Regions from separate parts of the Homo sapiens genome. Here region 1 is linked to region 2. A link is a contact called in ENCODE Hi-C data. All regions are on one chromosome and are shown on one strand. Each heading gives the region's core, a stretch centred on a gene start or an enhancer-like site at or near the end of the contact. The rest is flanking DNA. Distances are from core to core; before and after follow the strand shown.

Region 1 (3,700 bases), core at 889-3,388, 600 kb after region 2:
AACCCCAGTGTTACAATGCTGTCTTAGCCTTGCTGTCTGCACATGGCTTTAAGTGTTAACCAGTTCAGTGGACTCTCTGCCTTTTTGCAAGGGCAGAAGGCCAGAGTGACAGCTTTCTGTGTCCTGAGCTCTTGCCCACTGTCCTGGAAGAATTGGATTACACATGGACTTGAAGGATGAATGTGAGGTTTTTTTGTTTGTTTGTTTGTTTTTTGAGATGCAGTCTCGCTCTGTTGCTCAGGATGGAGTACAGTAGCATGATCTCAGTTCACTGGAATCTCCGCCTCCTGGGTTCAAACAATTCTTCTGCCTCAGCCTCCCAAGTAGCTGGGATTACAGGTGTGCGCCACCACACCTGGCTAATTTTTGTATTTTTAGTAGAGATGAGGCTTCACCATATTGGCCAGGCTGGACTGGAACCCCTGACCTCATGATCTGCCTGCCTCAGCCTCCCAAAGTGCTGGGAATTCAAGCGAATGTGAGTTTTTATTGAGTGGTGGAGGTGGCCCTCAGTGGAATGGATGGGGAGCCAGAAGTGGGGATGGAGTGGAAAGATGATCTTCCCTTGGAGTTGGACCATTCAGCCACTAAACTCCTCTCTGACCACCCCAAGCCGAACTCCTCTCAGCACTCAGACATTCCCCCTCTTCCCTCTTTCTCTGCTGTGTCATTCTGCTGTTCATCTGCTTGTCTTATATCCTCATCTGCTGGTCTTTTCTGGAGCCTGGGATACAGGATAGGGACATGGCAGGCCAAAAGGCAACTTTTTGGGAGAGAAAACAGAAATGCCTGTTCTCATTTAGGGCCACGGGTGTCCAGGCTTGAGAGTAGGGGCTTTGCTGGGGAACTGCCCTCTTCTTCTTCTTTTTTTTTTTTTCGTTTGAGATGGATTCTCCCTCTTTCACCCAGGGTGGAGTGCAGTGGCACGATCTTGGCTCACTGCAACCTCCGCCTCCTGGGTTCAAGCGATTCTTCTGCCTCAGCCTCCTTGAGTAGCTAGGACTACAGGCATATGGCACCACGTCCAGCTAATTTTTATTTTTTGTATTTTTAGTAGAGACAAATTTTCACCATGTTGCCCAGGCTGGTCTCGAACTCTTGACCTCAGGTGATCCGTGCCCCTTGGCCTCTCAAAGTGCTGGGATTACAGGTGTAGACTGCCCTCTTCTACCCAGTATTTCCAACTCCTGTTCATATCATCACAATTAAATAGAAGTACAAATGGCATGTTAAAAAAATATATTAAATACAACCCTTGATGATTAAGCACATTTGGTTTGAATTTATAAAATAGATACTTAGTGTGGCAGATTAATTTATTGAGACATTAATTTGTATTTTGTTCTTACTGCTGTTGGAATTACATTTACCTCCTGTATCATTAAAAATAAATTTTTTAAAAGGGACCCCGTAATGTGGTCTTTTACCTCAGAGGCTTTTGTGCTGCAGGTTTAAAGCAGAAGTTACCAGATACCCATAAGCCAAATAAGTCCTGACTTTTGTTTGTTCAGGTCTGGGCTCATTTATGGGATTTATGATGCACAGTTCAAGCAGGAGTATGGGAGTTCTTGGATTTCTAGGAAAGGTGACTAACTAGAGACTTTTGAGGGCTTATACCAGATTGGTTCTAGGTCCTTGAGAGAGTGGAGGTTGAAAAGCAGCTCTCTGCTCCCTCACAATGCCCTGGGGAGCGGTGTATCTAGTGAAAAGGGACACTAAATACCAATGTTTTGGTCTCCAGTAAGTCACCATATTTTGTCAAAAGTCTCTTTTCCTAAGGTTGACACTTAAGTGCAGCTGGCAACATATATTCAGCAGGATTCTTGTTCTTCCCAAATGTCCAGAATGGAGATACTCCTGCCAACTCCCTCCCGCCAACCAGGATTTGTTCTTTTCCTGGCACTTGTTTGTTTTGCAAGGCTTTGTGTAGTCTCTTCTCTGCATTTACAGCTCAGCCAAAGATTCCAGGAAATCTGTATAGAGATTTCTGGAACTCTTTTACTGCATAGTGCCCTCCTCTCTGGTACAATGCCCTACAAATTCCAGCTGCCTCACCTCCTCCAACTGAACTTTGATTTCTGTCTCTTCAGCTAAGTATGATTGGCATGCCCTGCTTGGGTTTCCTCTGCTCATGTCTAAATCTAGGAAGTGCCTCCAGGCAGAAATCCTGGGCGACTGTAGGACATTCCTCATTTGTTCCACTCCTCATTGCAAACACAGTTCCTTAGTGTCTGTTTTCCAGTGCCTGAAAAGAGCTGTTGCACATATTTTTCGAGTTTTCCAATAGTTTATGGCTGGCAGGCTGATCTGCTACCAGTTATTCTCAAAGCCAGAAGCAGTAGGGTGATATTTTAAAAACAGATATAAGTGTGTGATTCCTCTACTTAGAGCTCTTCAATGGTTTTCCACAGAACTTAGAAAAAGATTCGAAATCCTCTGTGAGGCCTGTTCTGAGTGTGTTCTGGGCCCTATCTACCAGCAGAGCTTCACCTCAGCCACTGTCATTTTCACCCACTAGTCTACCTAGTCTCACTTTCAGTGTTCCAGGGTGCCATGCACATTCCCAAATGAAGACCTTTAAATGCCAACTTGGATATAATCCATCTGACTCATGTGTCTACTCCTGAACTATTTAATTGTAGATGAGAGTGCAAGGCCACACATCACAGCCTGGTCACTAGGACACTCATATAGCATACGCACATTTCCTTGGCTTCAGCATAAAGAGTATTATTTGGAGCTTTTTCGTAGCAGTGGACAAAGGTTAAAATAGCGAGAATTTTTTAAAGTTTATTGTAAACACAGTATTTTGGCAATAGAAAATACACTCGGAGAGTATAAAAATATGTTATATCTTTGTTTATGGAAACAATCAGTATTTTGAAATTTAAATCTTGGCATTTAAGTAGTTACCATAAAAAAGTATTCATTGCAGGTTTTCAAAAATGTATGCAACTAATTATATTTAGTAAAAGAATACATTTAAAGGAAATAATAAGTGGAATTGTTGAGAATAACTTGAATGATTCTAAAACAGGCTAAGAGTTTTTTATTAGTTTCACTTTCTAATTTTATCTATAGTTCACTTTAATTGCACAGTTAAGTTACTTCTTAGGATTTCCACCAAGTCCAACCCTCTTCTACCTCCAACCTTTAAATATCAGCAGCCCCCTAAGGTATAAATTTACCTTTAGTTTTTATGTTTCTTTCGGTAACTTAATAGAATGGACAATCTTGATCCCAATGGAAACATGACTTTTCCAAAATTATGTTTTGCAGAAAGCTCTTCTAACATGTTATAACTATTTTTTTTCAAATCTATATTTTATTTTTTACCTATTCAACAAAGATGGTCCAACATAATTAAAAATCATTGATCAGTTGAGTAGAAGCTGGACTTGGGCTACCATGTAAAACTCAAGGGCCACTATTCATATCATAATCTATGGGAATGAGGACTCCTGAAGCTGTACAGAGCATAATCTGGCTGGCTATTTGTGATGGGCATTGGTCTGGAAGGCAAAGTTATTGCATTTAAAGAGAGAGTTATTTAATTGCATGTTTGATGTCTTAATAATAATAATGTAAACATGATTTTTAAAGGCCAAAATTTTGGAAGCTGTTGATAACAACACATTTCTTGGCCAAAAGAATATTTTCTCAGCCACTTTAACAAAAGTCTAAATGAAAAGCTTCATTT
Region 2 (4,011 bases), core at 332-2,831:
GGTTCTGAAGGCTGACCAACCTTGGAAAAAGGGCCAGGTTGAGCTTGGAAAATTGATTGTGCTCCAGGTGAAGTTCTTTGAGTCTGATCATGCCAGCAAAGACATTCCTGGCTAAACTTCGGATCCGGTTATATCCCAGGTCCAAAAGTTCCAGGTTGCGGCAGTCTTGGAATATTCGCACAGGGATGGTTCTCAGGGAGTTAGACCGTAAATGTAAACTCAGCAGCTTCCGCAAGCCCCGAAACTGTTCAGATCCCAGAGAATGCAGCTGATTATAGGACAGATCCAAGTTCCGTAAATTTGTCACAGGTCTGAAGGTATTGTTAAGAAAATAGGAGATTCTATTGGAACTAAGAATCAGCTCTTTGAGTCTGCGTATTCCATTAAAAGCATTTTCGTCAATATTGCTGATATGGTTATGGTCAAGGTATAGCCAGGTGAGCTGGTTGAGCCCTTTAAATTGATTATACTTAAGTTTTTGAAGGCTGTTATAGCGAAGGGACAAACCTAAGCAACCAGCAGATATACTTGAGGGTATCTCCTGTAATTTCTGAGATTCACAATATACCATTTTGCCTTCACACCTACAGCCCTTAGGGCATCCTCGTTCGGCAGAAGAAAGCATTGTCAGTAAGACAGTGGGGGCTATAACCAGTGCTACAGCTGATCCGCTCAGTAGCCTAATTACATTGAAACCTGGAAATAAAAACAACTTAGAAAAGTTATCCCCCCAAAAAAGAATTAATCCTTAATCAAGCAAAAATAGGCATATATTTTTCATTTTTAAAAATTTAAATCTAAATAACACTTAACATCACATATTATCTCTTTGTAATTAAAGAGAATTGTCTTTAGTGTTTTGTTTTTTTAAATAGTTAAACAAGGAAACATGCCACTAAGCAAATAAATTCATAGTCTTAGAGCAGAGCAAGGTAATCTCTAAAATAATTAAGGCAGAATTATTACACACACTAGAGGTTTTTTGTTTTTTGTTTTTAAGAAGGAAAGAAGAAAAATGACAAAACATACCCATCCTTTGTATTGTTCAAAGGTCGTCCTTAGGTCTTTTGCTTTGGCTTAGGGGCCAGTTGCATGACAGCCCCTGTCAGCTGCACTGTAGTGAGTCAGGGCTCGCTGACACCCAGGAAGAAAAATTGGACCCCTTGGGAGATGGACCGATTTTGGAACATTATTCTTTGCCAGCCACGCAGAACACTCCAAGAACAAATAAATCCCAACACCGCATTCGCAGCAAAACATCAAAATCTTCCTAGGTAATAGGATCTTCATGGATATTACGTTTTTGCATCTTTACAGTTTTTTGGGGGGTGGGGAGGGGGCGGTTAAAAAAAAAACTGGATCCTACAATTTCTTCTTATCGAAAAACATGATGTATTCTTCCAGGCAATTTGGGGCTACCTGAGCTGCCACATCTGTATTCCATACCCCAGCAGTTCCCGTGATGAGCACCCAGTTCAGCCACAGAGCTGCGTTGGAGCCCAGAAGGCAGGAGAGCCCCGTACCGCGCACACGCTCAGCTCACTTCTGCAGACTGTCATTCTGAAAGCTGCTCGGACTGTTGCTTTGGTTTCAGTGAATGCAGTCTTATGTAAAGCTGCCCCCAGTGGTGAAGAACATTATGGGCATGTGCAGAAATGTCTCTCTTTTATCTTGCAAATGAGCAGGCTCTCTGCTGGAAAATGAATGATTCTTTTGGGTGGCTCAGTAGGAACTGAATGGTCACCGTGATCAATAACTAGCAACATTTTCTGTGATTTCCAAGTCTTGTTTTACAATTTGGCAACGTCTTTATTGTCTGTGTCCACTTAATTGCTAAACATGTGCTGCCCAGAGTTTTTCTGGAGCTTGACATTAAGTTCACAGACCGAACGTCAATTTTTCTTAACCTCAACGCAGGCTTTAAACTGAAATTTATAAAATGAATTATTGAGCTTTTCACAGAGAAGCATTAACTGCCTGCCCATTTGACCTCTTGGAGTCACAGTGATTATATTATGCAAGGTGTCTCAGGATGTTAGAACACAAACATTTTGGAATAGAGGGGATGACTGATGACAAGTGAATTAATGTGTCCAATAGCCTTTCCGGTTTTCTCACAGACGATATAATTGATTTTATGGCTATAGTTTCGTTTGTTGTTTTGGTTGTTGTAATTCTCTTTTAATTAGAAGGGAAATAAACCATTTTTAGTGTTAGGATACGAATCAAGAGATCATTTGGTTCATACTTTATTGATGTTGCTGCTATTTATTACACTAATAATATTTATGGAGCACTTTCTAAGTGCTTTAAATGGGCTACGTTGTTTTCTCTTTAAACAATAGTATGATGTGGGTCCTATTATAACCTCTCTTTTAAAGATGAGGAAACAGACTTGGGGAGGTAACTTTCTCAAGGTCATACAGCAAGCGAGTGCTAGAGCTGAGCTTCAGAAGCGAGTCATTCTTATGCCGAACCACTAACCACTAGATGATCCTGTTCAACAACATTGTTATCTTCATTTAAAAAAGAAGTCAGTGAAAATGAAGCCGATTAAAGGATTGGGGCAAGGAAGCTGTGATTAGCAAATTCTTGCTTGTTCTATTAGAATTGCCTAAATTTCTTTTGGTCTGAGGTTCCTAAAGAAGTATAAAAACTAAGGCAGCGTAGTTTAGTGATTAACAGCATAGATTTTGGCACCTAGATTCCAACTCCTGGCTACAATTTACCAGCTATGTAACCTTAAGCGCGTTACTTACCTTCCCTATGCCTCAGTTTTCTCATCTGCAAAACGGGCATAAAAACAAAAACTCACTTCATGTTTTGAGAATTAAGTCATTTTAATATCTGTATGTTACTTAGAACAGTGTGTTGCATGCAATAAGCCTGTGTAAGATATTTGAATAATATTAACTTTATTTGTACTTGCTAGGATTACGTACTGAATATTGACTATACTGACCTTCATTAACTCACAAAGAACAACTTTAGTGAGCATTTTTAAATATTGTACATGGTGGATTTCTGAGATTTACTCAGTCTTGCCTTCTTTGATGAGATAACTTCCTTTATGTTCATCATCTGAACTTTATCTTTAAAATAAATCTTCTGGTTCTGTGGATCATGACTAATAATGTTCGATTCTTTTCATCTCCAAAGTAGAACATAATAACATCTGCCATGTAGAGGCATTTTATTTAAAAATAATGGTATTCTTGAAAAAGTTTGCCTTGTTGTTTTTTGTTAGGTGAACTGTCTGTGGAAAACCGTGGAGAGCTTTCACATTCTCCAAGGATGAGATGTTTGATAAAGGCTAGTAATGACAATCAAAAGGGGTCCTACAGATATAGTACAATGGATATTACCAATTCCTTGGGCAGTATGTTCTTAATAGGGCAGTGCTTTCCCCCAGAGTTACCTAAGCTGTGAATGCACATGAAACATCCAGTGAGTTTCTTAAAAAGATAGACTGCCCAATCCCTCCCCCAGGATTCTCATTCTAGGGGGATGGAAGAGTGTGTGCTTTTCAATAGTCTCTGATGAAATAAGTTTAAGAAACTCACTGTGAAGGAATGATTAAAAATAATATTTTCTCCTAGTAGGAAGAGAGGGTTTGCACACTTATAATACTGAGATGTAAGTTCCACAAGGACAAAGACAATGTTTTGTCTACTTCATTTTTCCTAATATCTACAACAGCACTTGGCACATTGCAGACATGCAATAAATAGCTATTGAAAAAAATATGTTTTTATATCAGTCACAAGTACAATGGATATAGTATAACTGATTATGTAATGTTCAACATTTGTACATGGGATTGAGTCCTGAAAATTTCCTCAGTCAGTGAGACTGGAAACAATTTTGGAGAAAGTATTCTTAAAGGAGGTATATACAAAGACAAAAACTAGAAAGTGAGAAAACTTAGTTGATCAGAAAGTGATCTTTACTTTTCACAGATATCTTGTCTTCATAGTTAAACTACAAATTTCATGAGAACAGTAAATATGC

Evidence for each region. Hi-C counts contacts between places; a loop is a spot of excess contacts on that map. Pooled maps may share reads with other maps.
Region 1: a loop to region 2 is called in a map of Right ventricle myocardium inferior, with 3 times the contacts of the local background. The contact joins the enhancer-like site here to the promoter of LRRTM3 in region 2. A Hi-C loop is called at or near these places in 1 of 168 maps with a recorded cell type or tissue (Right ventricle myocardium inferior) and 3 of 50 pooled maps.

What each region holds. Positions count from the first base shown.
Region 1 is chr10:66,320,834-66,324,533 of GRCh38, reverse strand. The region is part of intron 12 of CTNNA3 (catenin alpha 3); the gene reads left to right. Among named protein-coding and RNA genes, the nearest start is that of CTNNA3-AS1, 240 kb to the right of the region's middle. Within about 2 kb of position 2,138, at least 2 of the 41 ENCODE cell types and tissues checked have a DNase peak (open chromatin) inside an H3K27ac peak, as active enhancers do.
Region 2 is chr10:66,923,606-66,927,616 of GRCh38, reverse strand. LRRTM3 (leucine rich repeat transmembrane neuronal 3) reads right to left here and starts at 1,581. Exons shown (of 3, transcript NM_178011.5): 1 at 1,030-1,581; 2 at 1-696. The coding sequence starts at 1,033. All of the region lies in intron 7 of CTNNA3 (catenin alpha 3), which reads left to right. All of the region lies in intron 3 of LOC101928961 (a long non-coding RNA gene), which reads left to right. RefSeq lists a silencer at 1,609-1,718 and an enhancer at 1,338-2,194.